Linked DNA regions of Homo sapiens: region 1 is linked to region 2. The links are chromatin loops, found by intact Hi-C in ENCODE. Cell type or tissue: mammary epithelial cell. All regions are shown on one strand.

The links. Hi-C counts contacts between places; a loop is a spot of excess contacts. Peaks named below come from ENCODE experiments on the same cell type or tissue, not always from the same donor. Only the 100,000 strongest peaks of a DNase experiment are listed, where the experiment ranks them.
Region 1: it touches region 2 in a loop (4-fold over the local background); 4 of 110 quality-filtered maps call a loop at or near these places.

The regions. Positions count from the first base shown.
Region 1 is chr18:46,383,810-46,391,809 of GRCh38, reverse strand. The region is part of intron 1 of ARK2C (arkadia (RNF111) C-terminal like ring finger ubiquitin ligase 2C); the gene reads right to left. LOC105372095 (a long non-coding RNA gene) reads left to right here and starts at 2,272. Exons shown (of 4, transcript XR_007066354.1): 1 at 2,272-2,412; 2 at 2,552-2,681; 3 at 2,934-3,108; 4 at 3,509-3,707. RefSeq lists an enhancer at 4,145-4,645. In mammary epithelial cell, no CTCF peak of the experiment used is centred here; DNase peaks (open chromatin) are centred at 3,329 and 3,819; H3K27ac peaks cover 1,050 bases.
Region 2 is chr18:46,287,920-46,295,919 of GRCh38, reverse strand. No RefSeq gene overlaps it. Among named protein-coding and RNA genes, the nearest start is that of ARK2C, 42 kb to the left of the region's middle. RefSeq lists an enhancer at 939-1,440. In mammary epithelial cell, no CTCF peak of the experiment used is centred here; no DNase peak of the experiment used is centred here.

The DNA.
Region 1 (8,000 bases), 96 kb before region 2:
TGGTTGTGTATTATGTGTGTGGATGTATTGTATAGTGTGTGTGTGCGTGTGTGTGTTTGTGGCACAGATCTTGGGAAGGGTGAGTGAACAGAGGATGCTGACTGGAGATTGACATGTCCCAAGCCCTTTACACCAGGTAAGTGGTGTGCAAACATTTTAATATGTCACCAAACCAAGCAGAACAGCTCAGGGTGAGGGAAGGTGGGAAAGCCTGGCTGTGCAAACTACCCTGCTCGAGCAGGGCCTGCCCCATAGAGGCCTCAGGAGCTCCAGGCTTCCCACAGAACATGGGGCTACACAGAGTGTGTTCAACACACATGACGGATGAGGACACTGAGGGTGGAATAGCGGCAACCACAACCGTAGTGTCCTTTCCCTTGATCTGAGAGCATACAGTGAGCCCAGCCCCGTACTAGGCCTCGCCTCTGATTCCCAGGACAACCTGAAAGAGCTGTAATGTCGTCCCATTTGGCCAACAGAGAGCCCATGGGACACAGTGGTTCAGGTGCTTACCCCAGGTCACCCGCTACAGGTGAAGGTGCTGAGTCTAGAACCCCAGCCTCCCACCTCAAGACTAAGCGAGATCACTCATGTGAAATGAACCCATGAGCAAGTGCTCTGTGACCTGTAAACTGTAAGTGATGAATTGCGAAGTGGCGAACCCTGTTTATGGAGGCGATTGGTGCCATTTTGTCCTCAGACCCATGGGGTAGGAACTCTCTCCACAGCCACCCAGCCAACAAAAGCAGAGTTCAATTCAGACCCAAGGGCAGACTTTTACATCATTATTAAATGTGCAGAATTTCCATTTCATTTGCTGTTTTCAAGAATCCCAATGACACCCTTTTATAGATGGTAGAGGTGCAGGTCAATAAATAACCCATTTGGTAGAATAGTTGCTCCCATTTTCTGAGTGCTTCCTCAAGTGATTTATCCATTGTTTCATCTGATCCTCACACCCCATGAGGCATTAATATCCCCATTTTACAGACAAGAGAATGAAGCACCAAGAATAAGGGTGCCCGGCTCAGAAGTGGTGCAACTGGAACCTGAGCCCAGCCCAGTATAGGATTCCGAGCCACCGCCTTCCCACATTTCCTTTGTATCTCCTTAGCCTGATATTCCACACCCCATAAATGCTGCTGAATGGGGGCTGATGGACTAACTGTCCTACAGAGAAAAGAAAAGAGAAAACGGCTTATTTCTATCACTTTGAGAAGGGTTAGTATTTTTTTTCACACAAAGCTGGAACTCCACAAGCTTTAAATATGAGTTCCACTGAAAATAGATAGAATATATATGCCCGTCTTCTGAGAAATGAGTCACACTACCCGAAGACATAGAAGCAGTGACCCGTCTTCAAACACTGTCATTGGCTGTCAGGCCAAGGATGGCTGATGAAGTCAGCAAAATTTCCTTCAAGTCCCCAACTCTGGCTTAATCTCCACAATGCCCCATTCCTGCACCAACACCCAGCGGGCAGGAAGAGTCACAGGGTCTGGAGATGTTGGGGATGGCTGTGAGGCTTCTTCACCACCTGGAAAGATGGGGTGATTTAGACAGTGATGGGAAGGAGGAGCAGGACATCCTAGGTGAGAGTCCCAGCAGGAATCGGCCCAGTTCCCACCTGACTTGCCAGCCTGGCTCATCCCACAGGGGTTGGGGTGGGGAGGTCAGGAAGAGGGAGAGGAGCATATTTGCAGAAGGCAGGGAAGCCAGAGTGGCTTTGAAGACCCAGGGGAAGAATTGGGGAACAGAGCCTCTGGTCACTGGTTAGAAATGACCATTTCATGGTGGCTCACGCCTATAGTCCAAGCACTTTGGGAGGCCAAGGTAGCAGGTCAGTTGAGCTCAGGAGTTTAAGACCAGCCTGGGCAACATGGCAAAACCCTGTCTCTACAAAAAATACAAAACTTAGCTGGGTATGGTGGCACGTGCCTATAGTCCCAACTACCAGGGAGGCTGAGGTGGGAGGATCAGCTGAGACTGGGCAGTCGAGGCTGCAGTGAGCCAAGATTGCACCACTGCACTGCAGCCTGGGTGACAGTGTGAGACCTTGTCTGAAAAAAAAAAAGGAAAGAAATGACCATTTCACTTCCTGGAGAGAGCTGCTATGGCTTGAATAAAATCTAGTAGGGGCCTAAGACAGCTCCCGGGTGGGCCCAAGTCCCTGAAGTCTGGAAGTCTGGGTTTGGAGAAGCGATGAGGGATGGGCTGGGGAAAGCGTAATAATCCACCCCCACGGTTGCCCCTGACAACAGCAAACTCTAGACCGGGGTGGGAGACTGTCTCTGCTCTCATCAGCTGTGGGCCTTGAGCCAGGGGTCCCTCTCACTCCTACATATACTTCCGTGCCTACAAAATGAAGGGATTGAACCAGATGACCTGACACTCTTTGTTTCCTAAAACAGTGTGAGTCTGTCCAGTGGGACTTTATCCAGTGTGTTTAGAACTTACAGTGATGTTTTATTTATCAGCATTGTTGGGAAAGATGCACATAAGTAAATTTTCTCTATAACAGAAATTTACCCATTGAATCTCTATCTTTCAGTTTGGAAACCTTTCCTAAATGCTCGTGCACTTAACTTTCTTGGTTCCTTCAGAGGTGAATAAATACAGTGGATGTTTCCCTGTTTCCTTGTGGTCCTCACTACCTGATGGTGACTTATGAGACAAGATGGGTATGTGCCCACTCCTCTCAGCTATCTGCTCTGTGGTCCCTAAGCCTGTCTTCCCCCTCCAATAGTTGTTCCCAATCTGTTGTGGACCTTGAGCCAAGATAGGACCCTGATTCTGGTAGAATTCCTCGTGAACCGAGAGTCAATAAGCTATTAAAGAAATCCAATAAACAGCCACAGAGTTAAGTACATGAGCTTCATGGCAATTGCTTCAATGTTTCGTGTCTTTTTTTTTCTTTATCTCTGTGTTCTTAGGTCTGTTTTTAACTGCCCCTAAGTGGGGTGTGAAATTTTCACCCACACCCACCTCTCCACAAAAACACACCTCTGAGTTCTCTACGTTTACCCCTCACTCGGGAAATGGAAATTGCTTTGATTTATCCTGAGCCCACCTTCTGAAAAAGCTGCTTTTTCCTGTTGTCTAGGATTGGTGAGTAAACCCATGCCCAGCCCCAAGCCCCTTCTTCATGTCTTGAGGAACCTAAACCTCCCGAGTGAAAAGAAGTCACAGAGGTCCATCGCTCCCCAGATCCCAATTGAGGGCAGCTTGGTTCAGTGCCAACCCCGTGTGCTTCCTGCGCCCTTGATCATGGCCAAGGTGCACCACAAAAACAGAGTTGTGTGTGTCTTGCTGCCCGATCTCCTGCTAAACGTGCAGGTCCCAACATGTGTTTCAGGAACAAATTGTTCCACAGGATTGAGCAGCTGCTAGGTCACTGAAGGGTCCCAGGATCAAATGTATCTAAGAAGTGCATGGAAACATTATAAAGTTGAAAAAGTTAAACAAGGTTTTTGTTTTGTTTTGTTTTGTTTCCTGCCAACTTCTCCAGGTTTGCAACCTTTCCAAGTCTTTTGCATACTGTATGAGTGGTGAATCTTCGAGTTAGAGGTGGTATTACATACAGGATTTCTCCAACTTACTTAGCCAGGGAACCCAAACACCCCTTGAAAATGCCATCTTACTATGTAGCTATCTCCCTTCACCTCCCAGCTGTAATCCCAAATAAACATGTAACCTTCAGTAAGCCACTTTCTCTCTCTCAGCTTTATACTCTTTGTGTGTCAAATAAGGGTGTTCATCTAGATGGGGAATGGCAAAGAGGCCTGCTTGGAACGCAAGTGCCAGCTTGAATCTTGGAAATCCCCAGCCTGTGGGGATTGTTCAGAGGAATTCTGATGCTGCCTGTAGGCTTGAAGGAACAGCTGCCACGGTTGATTAGGCGTGACTGCCCCAGTCCTAAGAGCTGGACTGGCAGCCTGCGTTGCCCTGCACTGGCTGTCCCTGTAACTAAATAACCCCTAAGGTCAGCTTCTGCTTCAAGAGGCTGCTTTGGGTGCACACAGATCCCTGAGCTGACCCTGGGATTTCAGCAGTCCTCGATGATGAAGACTAGAAGCTTCTCCCGTCCCAGCGTTTGACTTCCAAACTGAAGCTATCTGTGGTTTCTGGTCTGTTCCCATTCAGGGGCCCTTGCACCCTCCACGGGTCTGTATGCCCAGCTCTGGACTTCTTCCAAGTGGGGAATGTTTTTCTTGCTTCATGCCCTCCAGAGCTACACCCAGGTGGTGCCGGGAAGCACAGGGACTTCCACATTTTGCACAGCCTGGAGGGGAATTTGGCACTAAAGTTGGGACAAGTTTCTCCCCTAGTCCTGGAATATTGCAAGTTCTGTACACATTTCTTGTCCTCAGAGCTAATGCTGTTTTTGTACTGGATTCACTCCCAAAGGCCTGCACTGTCCAAAGGAAAAGCTGCTTTCCTTACTTCAGAGTGGTTCCCCAAGCTCTGCACTGGAATCATGGAGGATGGGGGCTTGTTTCAATGCAGATCCCCAACCCCCTCACCCACTTGCTGAATGGGACTCTCTGGAGGTGGGGCCTGGTTATCTGCCTTTTTTTATGCATGCCTCAGCTGGACGTTGAAGTTTGAGAACAAGCCATGAAGAAACTTGTCTGCTAAGCTGGACAGACTGTAGCCCTCTGTTGACAAGCTATGTCAGAGTGTCACTGCTGTGAGACCACCAAAAATCACTGCTTCCCTGGCCTGGCGCACTCTCCTCAGCCTCTTTACCCAGCCTGTCTACTGCCCCTCAGAACTGTGTGAGGAATGAATTAGAAGAGAATGTTGGCCAAGTGCCTGGTTCAGCAGCGGCACGCAGCAGTGCCCAGGAATGTCAGTGTCCCCCGCCAAAAGGAGTAGCTGCTCCTCCGCCACCCAAACACTGCCCATGATGCCAAAGGTACTAGAAATCAGAAAGTGGGGGACTCCCAAAATGGCCTAAATCCTGTCTGCTGTGGGAAGAAGGAAGGAGGAAGTGATGAGAAGTGAAAACAAAATGTTCCTCTGAGAGCCGCATGTCCAGCTCCCCAGTTCTTCCTACCTATAAAGACAGCACCATGTCCCAGAAAGAGAATCTCCACTGAAAGGACAGCTGCCAGGGACAGGGAAAAGATCCTGTTTTGTTCACTACTCTATAGCTATCTACATGGTTGGAATGAAATGAGCACTTAATAATTATCTGCCGGATGGAATGATGGATGGATGGGTGGATGGGTGGGTGAATGGATGGATGGATGGATGGATTGATGGGGGGTCAAGACATAAGATAGCTTAGCAAAAGACCTGGATTCTAGTTCTGGCCCCAGTCCTTACCAGGCCTTAGGGAAAAAAAAATTGATATTAACCCCTCTGCCTCTGCTTCCTATAAAACAATGAAGTTTACACCTGCCCCAGCTCCACCATAAGGGGAGCTTGTGTCTCAAATGAAATGACTATATATTTGATGGTACCTGGTAAGCCATCAGATTTGTACAAATGTCAGAGATGAAGGCAACGATGACAATGCTGATGATTAAAGAGTAGAAGGGTGTCGGACAGTCTACAGATCTTTGTATGTGCAGAGAAGGCTTTCATTCAGCTCCCTCGCCAGTGTAAGAAATGAGGCAGCCAGAGGAAGAGAAACCCTGGCATGTAGGTAGCTAACAGCATTTCCCTGAGAACATGGCCCCTGGACAGATGGGCCTTGGCATTTGCTTCTAAGGCCTCACAAAACTGAGGGTGAACCCCAATACTTTATTTTTGGCAAAACAGCTGAGAAAGAGGCCCAGATGGTTGGAAGCAACTCCCTTCCGGAGACAAGGGGTTCTTGGGGCCAGAGCATCAGAACCACCACACACCGCCATGAGGTCATCTAGCCCCATCCCCTTATTTTATGAAGACAGCATTACAGTCTTCTTGGCATGTATTAGTAAAAGCAACTCTTCCAGCCCCAGATACCTCACCAGGCTCAGCTGAAACACTTATCACTTACAGAGGGGGCAAAAATCTCTTTTCCAATATAAAGGCAAACACTGATTTTTTAATTAACTGCCTCGAGGGGGTCCTGCCAAAAGTGCAGGCTTGGAGCAAGAGGCTGGGGAGGGGCACAGAAGCTCTGGGAAGAGCTGGTGAGGGCTCAGTTCATGCTCCAAAGGGGGACAGCTGACACTTCTAGATCAGGGGCTGTGGGGCTTGTATTAAGATTTTCTGTCTGTGCATTTCAAAGTAAGTTTTGTTCCTGCTTCTACCTATCAGCAGACAGGAGCAGAATCTGGGGGATTTGGAGCTCCAGAGCCTGTTCTCTGTCCACTAGAGTCAGTAGAGCCACGCTAGAAAAGCTCCTGGGTTTCAACCTGGACATCCTTGTGCAACACCTTCCTCTTCAGAATCCCTCCCTGCACACATATGCACACGCACACTCACACACACATGCACAGGCACATGCAAGTCCTTCCTTCCAGACAAAACAATCTGTTATCAGTCATTTACACCCACTTGTCCTCACAAGCCACCACTTTCATCTCCCAGGAGAGCTCTCATCTCTGTGCAATTAGATTTGAGGCCCAGGAAGCAACCCTGTAATTGGTGAGGCAGGACAAGATTCCCCTGGCCCATGACATCACACCACCCAACCAAACATATTCTCTAACCCAACAGACAAGAGCTGGCACCAGTGTGGTAAGCAGGATCTCTGAGAATATACGCCAGAGTTGGCTGGACCATCTCCCATGGAGATGTCAAAAGGTTTGCCAACTGAAAGGGAGCCCTGCACACCACTCTGGAAATCTTTGAGGGGGAGGGAACAGAGATACTGTCTACGGGCACAAAGGTGACCATCAAGAAGTGAGTGGAGCTGAACCAGCTGTGTGTGTGCCCTGGCTCTGGGCTGTATCTACCAGGGAAAAGGCAGGACATTTTCTTATTCTATTTTATATTTAATTTTGTTTTATTTTATTTTTGTAGAGACAGGGTCTTGCTATTTTGCCCAGGCTGGTCTCGAACTCCTGGCCTCAAGCAATCCTCCCACTTCGGTCTCCCAAAGCACTGGGATTACAGGCATGAGCCACTGTGCTTGGCCATGATGGGCCATTTTCTAATTCATGCAAGAGTGCAGAATGGGTTGGCCATGGTCCCAAGTGGAAAGAGGTGGGAGATAGGGAATGAGTCCCCTCTCTGTTGGGAGGCTTTGCTGCTTCTCCAGGGAATCTGAGTAGGTTTGGGTATATGGGAGGCATTATGTGTGTGTCCATATGGCAGGGGTGGAAGTGGTGTGTGTATCATGGGGTGTGTATCCATGAGAAATATTCAAGGAAAGGGCAAGGGATTCAGGGGAGGAAAGAAAGTCGCCACCAGATATATTTTAAGAAAGAGGGGCCTCCCAAGCCCCAGCTAGGGGCAGATCTCTGAAGAAGAGCATCTCTGCAATAAGAAGGAAGAAGTATCAAGAATCCCCCCCACACACATACATGTACACACCAGCCTGCATGTCCTCGGGAAGACTGGACACTACGGGGAGCACCAGGTGAGGCCTTGGGCATCCCAGCCCCCTGGGACTCCAGTGCCCAGGTGGTCTTAATAACCAGAGTGGAATTCTAGATGGAGGGAGGGGTTGGCCCAGTAGATGAGGTTGGGCTGGAAGCACGGCCGGGGCAGTGGTCTTGGACAGTAAAAGCCCTGCTGTACCAACTCTGTCTTCACCATCTCTGTGTTGAGCTCTCTGGCTAGAATCCCACAGTTTCACCCCGACTGCCTCTGTCTGCTGTTAAGAAAAAATATCCAAAACTTTGAAATAATACAGAAAGAGGACTGTGTGTCCTTTTAAAGTCATGTTACAGCATTGTCTGACAGACTTCCCTAAGAGTCACTGGCCTTCCATGGCAAGATATAACTTCATCGGACTGACTACTGAGCAGACCCTGGACTCTGTAAAGTTAGTCGTTATCATTAGAAAACCAACATGGTGGCCGGGCGCGGTGGCTCACGCCTGTGATCCCAGCACTTTG
Region 2 (8,000 bases):
ATAGGCTTTATTTTATGTGAAAAAAATATATATATATGTTAAATAAATCCAAATTTTATTCCCAGAGGAAACATTCAGAAGTGGCTTAAAGAGTTTGCTTGCTTTCATTTTTCTTCCTTTTTCCTCTCCCTCTCTCTCTCACTCCCTCTCTCTCTTTGTTCTCTGATTTCTTGTTGACCCCACTCCCTACTCTCTTCCTGTCTGCTCCATGGGGCACCTTGCTAACAGACTTCATGTTTTTATACATGCACATCCTCGTTTGGGGCACATTTATTTTAATTAATGTAAATGGGTTGTGTTGTGCATCTCACGCTGACTTTCTTCTCTCGGCTCTGTTTTAAGCTCCTCCATTTGGCCGTGCGTACATCAAATCTGTTACTTCTGACTGCTGTGTGTGGGGAGGAAGGAACACTGGCTTTGGCATCAGATGGATCCGAGGATAGAACAGGGAGGCTGGTGTCCAGGACACGGGATGTGTGAGGACCTGGGGGTTGAGTTAACTCAGAGGGCAGCACCAGAGGCCTTCAACACTAGAGCCCCTTCTGCCCTGCTCCAGCAGGGCCTTCCTCCTTGGTCACATTTATAAAATGCATGCTGTGGTTCTCATGTGTCCAGCCAGGGGCTGCCCAGTAGCCTGGCTGGATCAATTTCAGAGGGATTTGTTTGTTGGGGGTGGTGGCCGCGGCAAACACAGCAGAGAGTGTGGGACCTCCAGTAGCATTTCAGGGTACAGGAGGGAGTGATGGTAGGGACAGGAGGGATAATATGGAGTGACAGTTCATCTCATCAGCCCAGTTGGGCTCTGGGGACCCTGACTCTAAAGTGCTCTCATCCCTAATCCCTGGCGCAGGGAGGCAAGAGTGTTGGGAATAGGTGGGGTTAGATCTTCATTTCTGTCCCCTTCCTGCAAGCTCCCAGGACCAGGAAACAGAAAACCCCCAGACAAGGGCTGGAGACCTCAGGTTTGGGGCAGGAAGGGTCTGGCACACGGTCCATGCTCAAACACCGGAGTGGGTCCTCAGGCCTGCAGCCAGCCTGGCAGGATGGGCAGACGAGAAGGCTCCCCCTCAGTCCCCACCACCAAGGGCGCAACAGAAATCTGGTGACAGGGTTCTGAGTTCAAGTGCTGACTCTGCCTTTCTTGGCTCCAGGAGTGGGGGGTGGGGGGCGGTTGGCTCCCAGGGGAAGGGGACAGGGAGTGGATGGGCCTCAGAGGCTCTTGTGGCTGAGACTCCCTGGCAATCATCTCTCCTTTGCTGTTTGGTCATGCTTCCCTAGCCCCAGGGACCCAAGGGGTACCCCTGGGACTGCTGTGTGTGTGGCAGGGATGATGCCAAGCTCCCAGTCTCTTTCCAGTCTGAGCACTTGAGTAAGGAACATTTGAAGAAAGGGCTCTGGTGCCAGTTGCAAAATCACTACAAGGTATTGCCCCATCTTAAATGCGACACTTAATGGGTGTGGTTGACTGAGCCCTTTTCCCCTGCATGGAGGGCGCTTTCGTAGTGTGAGTGCCTGCACACCTTGGGGATCAGGGCTGCCAAAAAAGAGGGAAGAGGGGATTCTGGGGAGTCTGTGAATGTGCCTCCTTCACAGCCCTGCCAAACCCACCCCCAGCCCCCCAGCATCCTTCTCTGGTTCCAGGCTTCCCACCTGTTCATGCTGAAAAGGAATGCCTGTCTGTATGGCTCTCCCCTCACTGAGAACAGCCCCCAGAAGAGACAGAGCGCGGGTGACACTAGAGACTCTCCGGTTCCCCAAACCAGTTTCCCCAGCTTCAGACAAAGGAGGGTGGTCCCAGCTCCAGCCTGAAAGGAGATCTGGCTGGGCTGGATTTCCGGAGGAGCCTCTAGCCATTGGCATCTCGCCTGTGAAGGAGGGAGAAGAGTCTGCAGCTCGCTTGAGCCCCAGAGCAGAGAATATTCCTTCCCCTTCACCCTTGTCTGATGTCACCATTGGAAATAACAGCAGTGGCTAACATTCTTGAGTGTGGTGTGTCAGATTCTGTGCTAAGTGAGTTATCTCACCTGAGGTAAGGGCTTCCGTGATTTCCATTTTGTAGATAAGCAGGCAGAGGACTTCAGGGTCAAGTGACTTGCCCAAGGTCAAATAGCTCCTGAGGAGGTGGACCAGGGAAGTCTGGCTTCCCAGCCCTGGCTGTATACACAGCCCTGACTCCACGCTCCCCTAGGAGCAGGTGGTTACCTTCAGCCGTGAGCAGATCTGGGTCCCCACGAACTTGTTACTCCCATGAGCCCCTTGGGCTGTGGTTCTCACTCTGAGAATGGATGGGTATCAGATTTGCCTGGGAAATTTTCCAAAATGCACCTGTCTTCTCCCTATCCCTGCTGGTATTAGAATAGGTTGGGATAAGGTACACAGCACATATATAAGAAAAGCTCTCCAAATGTTTCTGATGCTGTCCCCTTGCCCAGAGATTTGCTGTCCAGGGATCTGTGCCCATCAGACCCCAGGGAGACACAGCCTCAGTCCTCTCCATGCTCAGAAGCATCCCATCAGCTCGGCTGCAGACAGCCCCCCAGCTGCCACTGGCTTCCTGCCCCCACCCTGAGGATCAGAGGTGCTGCCTGTTTCTAAGCCAGGCGGAAGGATGCAGATGTCACCACATAATTACACATGTCATGTGCCATGAAGTGTGGGGACAGCATGGAGAGAGGAGTCAAACTGCAGAGATTATACGTCTGGCCCTGCCATTCCGGAGCCCAGTGCCAGGGAACCTCACCAAGCCCATCCCGCACCGTGTGCCGCGGGTATTCACCTCCTTTTGCATACATTCAAACACTGCCACAATGAAAACATGGAGTTTTTCCCTAATGGTTTGCAGTAAGGATCAAATAAAGCCACGTGCTTTTGCCTCTGCAGGTGTCAGGGACGACCGAACAATTAACAGGATCATCTCTTTAATTCTCCCTGGAAGAGGGTTCAAGGCAAGGTCAGGGCCCCATCCCTGCCTAGGAGGAAGGACACAAGGCCCAAAGAGAGTGACCGAGTCATGGGTCTGCAGTTTACTGGGGGCGGCGGGGGAGGTTAGGTAAGAAAAATAACACCAAGGCCGGGCGCGATGGCTCACGCCTGTAATCCCAGCACTTTGGGAGACCAAGGCGGGCGGATCACCTGAGGTTGGGAGTTCGAGACCAGCCTGACCAACATGGAGAAACCCCGTCTCTACTAAAAATACAAAAAATTAGCCAGGCATGGTGGCACACGAGCATAATCCCAGCTACTTGGGAGGCTGAGGCAGGAGAATTGCTTGAACCCGGGAGGCAGAGGTTGCAGTGAGCCAAGATCGTGCCATTTTACTCCAGCCTGGGCAACAAGAGGGAAATTCTGTCTCAAAAAAAGAAAACAAAAGAAAAATAACACCAAATAACTAATACAAAATTAGCACAAACACGACAATTTATTAGGAATGAGAAAAGAAAGCATAACAAATTACAAGTGTTAAAAAGCGGAGAACTACCACAAATATCACAAAATCCAGAAAAATAAAACAACCTTTTTATTAGTTAACAGCCCAATCCACCTCTATTAAAATTTTCCTGTATATTTTTTGAGGGGCTGCATACCTTTTGATTAGCTCTTCTTGGGACAATTTTGTAATGTTTTTTCCATGGAGAAAATAGAAAGATATTTTAGTCTTTTCTCTAACATGGTTAATCCAAATTTGGTTTTTATTATGGACAGTTTAGAAAATTCACATTCACAAATTATTATTGGTATTGTCATGTAACTGTTGAGGGTTGTTGCTAATGTTGGGGAAACCTCTATCAGTTTTTGGACATGAGCTATAAGATTTGAGGGCATTTCAAGTTTTCTTGTTCAAATCAGCCAGAAAATTGCACACCAAAAAATCTGATTCTATTACAGAATAGAAATATATTCTATTACATATGATTCCCACTTAAAAAAAAAACAAAAAACAAAGTATTGTTACCAGGCGAGGTGGCTCACGCCTGTAATCCCAGCACTTTGGGAGGCTGTGGCGGGTGGATCACCTGAGGTCAGGAGCTCGAGACCAGCCTGGCCAACATGGTGAAACCTCGTCTGTACTAAAAATAAAAAAATTAGCCGAGTGTGGTGGCAGGTGCCTGCAATCCCATCTACTCGGGAGGCTGAGGCAAGAGAATCACTTGAACCTGGGAGGTGGAGGTTGCAGTGAGCTAAAATCATGCCACTGCACTCCAGCCTGGGCAACAAGAGTGAAACTCTGTTTCTCAAAAAAAAAAAAAAAAAAAAAAGTATGGTATGCATTATAGGATTGTACTTCCATTGAGACGAGCCCAAGCTTCTGATGTTATGCATTTGATGGTCAGAAGAATGTTCCCCAGACCAGCTTCTGGCTCTTTCATTTCAAACCTTACTTCTCCAACACTACCCACATATACCACAGTCCAGCCTCACCAGACACACTCATATTGCAAACAGCTGCTGGCCCTAAGCCTTCATGTCATGGCATTGGAGGAGTCAGTAGTGAGCCGCAGGAGTCGCCTGAGAAGCCATTTCTACACTAGGATGACTAGCAAGAAGCAAAATATACACGGAAGTGGCTGTGAGCCACGTAAGAGAACCCCACTTAACCCTAACTCAATGTACCTCCAACTCCACTTCCCCTTAGCCAGATCCCCAAATACCCAGAGCCACCCCAACACCATCTGTCATAAGAGGAAGTGTGACAGGGGGCAGCAGAGGAAAGGGACAATGGACTGAACCAGTGCCATTTAAAACTATCTTAGTCAAATTTACCAAACCAGATGGCCATGTGCACACCGTGCTAGGGCCTCTCCTGGTGCAACCTCTCCAGGTGGGGAGCCTCCAGTCTGAGGTGGGTTTAACCTCTGCCTCCCACCTTCAATTCAGCAAACATTCTGACCACTTGACCACCTGGCACAAAATATCATCCTGGGCGTGGTGTGGAGGAAGGACTAAGAAACTAATATCCAGGCTCCATTGTTAGGTGTTTCTTAGTGGAGGGGATGAGTGTGTCCAGCAAGGTGCTAAGGGTGGAAAGTTCAATGAACTTGGCTTCAGGAGTCCTGGGTCTGGTCCAGCTCTGCCACATGACCTCCCCAGGCCTGTGTGCTGTGCTGCAAAATGAGCATGGATGAGACCTTTTTTGAGATAGCGGCTGGGAAAGCACACTGTGAGCTGCAGATCCCTGTGCAGGTACCAAAGGTGACAAGAGTCGGCGGGTATGGCAAGGGTGCTCTGAGGAGAAAAGCTCCTGGAGGCGATGGCACTGAGCTGGGCCTGGAAGGCTCAGAGCAGCCAGGAGATGGCACTCCGGGCAGAAGACCCTGTGTGCAGATGTAGGCCCCCCGCTGGCTGCCTCTGAGGGACAGTGGGAGAAGAGAGGCAGGTTCTTTTGCTTTTTAATAGAGATGGGATCTGGCTTTGTCGCCCAGACTGGAGTGCAGAGGTGCAATCATAGCCCACCGTAAACTTGAACTCCTGGGCTCAAGGGATCCTCTCGCCTCCGCCTCCCAAGTAGCTAGAACTACAAGTGTGCGCCATCACACCCATCTTTTTATTTTTTGTAGAGACAAGGTCTCACTATGTCACCCATGCTGTTCTTGAACTGCTGGCCTCAAGCAATCCTCCCACCTCAGCCTTCCAAAGTGTTGGGATTACAGGCATGAACCATTGCACCCAGCCAGAGAGGCAGGTTCTGAATGACCCCAGCAAAGAGGGGTCCTGGAGATGTGGGGAGTGACTCCCTGAGAAAAGCAACACTGCAAATCAGCCAGTGGGTACGATGGGAGCTGGGGGTGGCCTGTTCTTGCTAAATGCCTCTCGAGGAGTCGTCTGATCATAAGGAATGAAAAATGCCCCAAATTGTCTGTCCTGGTCTGCAGGTCAGGCAGCTGGGGAAGGTGCCAGGTCAGTGTCTGGGCCACTTGCTTCCTGCTATTCCTCAGTGGTCAGTGGCACTGAGTGGTGTGTGAGCCCCTACTCAGGCAGCCTCGAGGGCCACCTACTCAGTAGAAATGTGCTCTCCCTTCATTCTGTCCCCACCCCCTAAACACTCCTATGATCTCTAAGATTACTACATCTGCCTTCTCACTGGTCTTGACTCTACGCTCTCTCCCCACTAATTTGCTTTGCATTCATTCATTTGACAAATACTTACCAAGTCCTGTTATGTACTGGGCACTACATTTTTCACTGGGGATACAGCTCTGGCCAGAAAGAGTGTGTGAAGGGAACAGACAAGTAAATTGACACCATGGTGAAATAAACTCCATGACCCAGAAAGGATGGTGCTCTAGGAGTGTGTAGACAGAACTCTTAGGCTGTGGGGAGGGGAGTAGGAACCCTATGCCAGGACTCTCTTTCAGTTATCTGGCTGTGACTTGAGAGGCATCAAAACCTTTCCTGGCGATAGCAAACACAGCGGCTGCATAGCAAGAAATATTTGGGAAGGCTCCAGAGATCTGTTTTCCCTGATACCACTCACTCTTCCCTGATATCCCCATTCCAGTCAACGAGGAGACATAATCCACAAACTAAAATCAGATTTAGAAATGATGCCAGGCATAGTGGCTCATCCCAGCACTTTGGGAGGCTGAGGCAGGAGAACTGCTTGAGGCCAAGAGTTTGAGACCAGCATGGGCAATATAGTGAGATCCCCGTCTGAATTAAGAATTAAAAAAAAAAAAATAGCCAGGCACTGTAGTAAGCATCTGTCATCATATTACTGGGGAGGTTGAGGCAAGAAGATCGCCTGGGCCCAGGAGTACAAGGCGGCACTGAGCTATGATCATACCACTGCACTCCACCCAGGGCAACAGAGCAAGACCCCGTCCCTTAAAAAAAAAAAGAGAGAGAGAAATAGGCTGTGTCAGAATTTTGCTCCTGTAATTGATCAAGGCAAATGGATTTCTGATCCTTCAGCCATCTCAGATGAGTGGCTTTTGGCAGAAAGGATTCATTACATCATGGCATATTTATTATTCTCTATCTACTTTCTGCCCTGGCTTAAAGTTTTTATCTCCACCTTTTAACACCTACACATATTAGAAATACATTCATATAGTGTATTTCTCTAAAATACACTGATGTAAAACATAGTGCTCTTTCACTGTTAAATTCCCTAACACTGGGTGGGTACATAGCCTGAGTCTGAAAAGAGCCACGGTTTCAGTGATGTCTTTACTGCCAGACCCTCCAGGATGTGAGAATGCATGTTACCCTTCACCTCACTTTTGCTCAGTCCATCTCCCACGGACCCCACAACAGGACTTCAGAAGTGGGCTGTAGCCAGGGGCTAGACCACTGGAGGACATGCAGACAGTCCCCTCCCAGTATGTCTCATCTTGGCCCTTCTTGGCATACCTATCTCATTTCTTCCTCACCGGGACCTGGCCCTCTTTGATGCCCAATTCACAAGATAGGATATTAGACCCGCAGCTCTCAAATTTACAGTGACTGCAAGAGATCACTGAGACTGATGCCAGCCAGTGATCTAGTGTCCCAGTTCCAAATTCCCTGGAGGGACTCTGAACATCCCAGTTTGGTCAGGATTCCATCCCTGGACCAGTCAACTCTGGCCTGACAGACAGGTATGTCCTCATAACTCTTCTTGCTGTAATTATGTAGACTGGGATGGAGCAGTTTTCAGAAGGGATAAAGATTAGTTGGGCTGACAGCCCTACAGATGTGCAACCAGCATTTTTGTTTTTTGTTTCTTTTTTTTTTTTTTTTTTTTTTGAGACGGAGTCTCACTCTGTCGCCCAGGCTGGAGTGCAGTGGCATGATCACGGCTCACTGCAGCCTTAACATCCCAGGATCAAGCCATCCTCGCACCTCAGCCTCCTGAGTAGCTGGGACCACAAGTATGTGCCACCATGCCCCGGCTAATTTTTTATTTTTTATAAAGATGAGATCTCCGTATGTTGCTCAGAGTGGTCTCAAACTCCTGGGCTCAAGCAGTCCTCCTGCCTCAGCCTCCCAAGGAGCTGGGATTACAGGCACCCAGCCCCCAA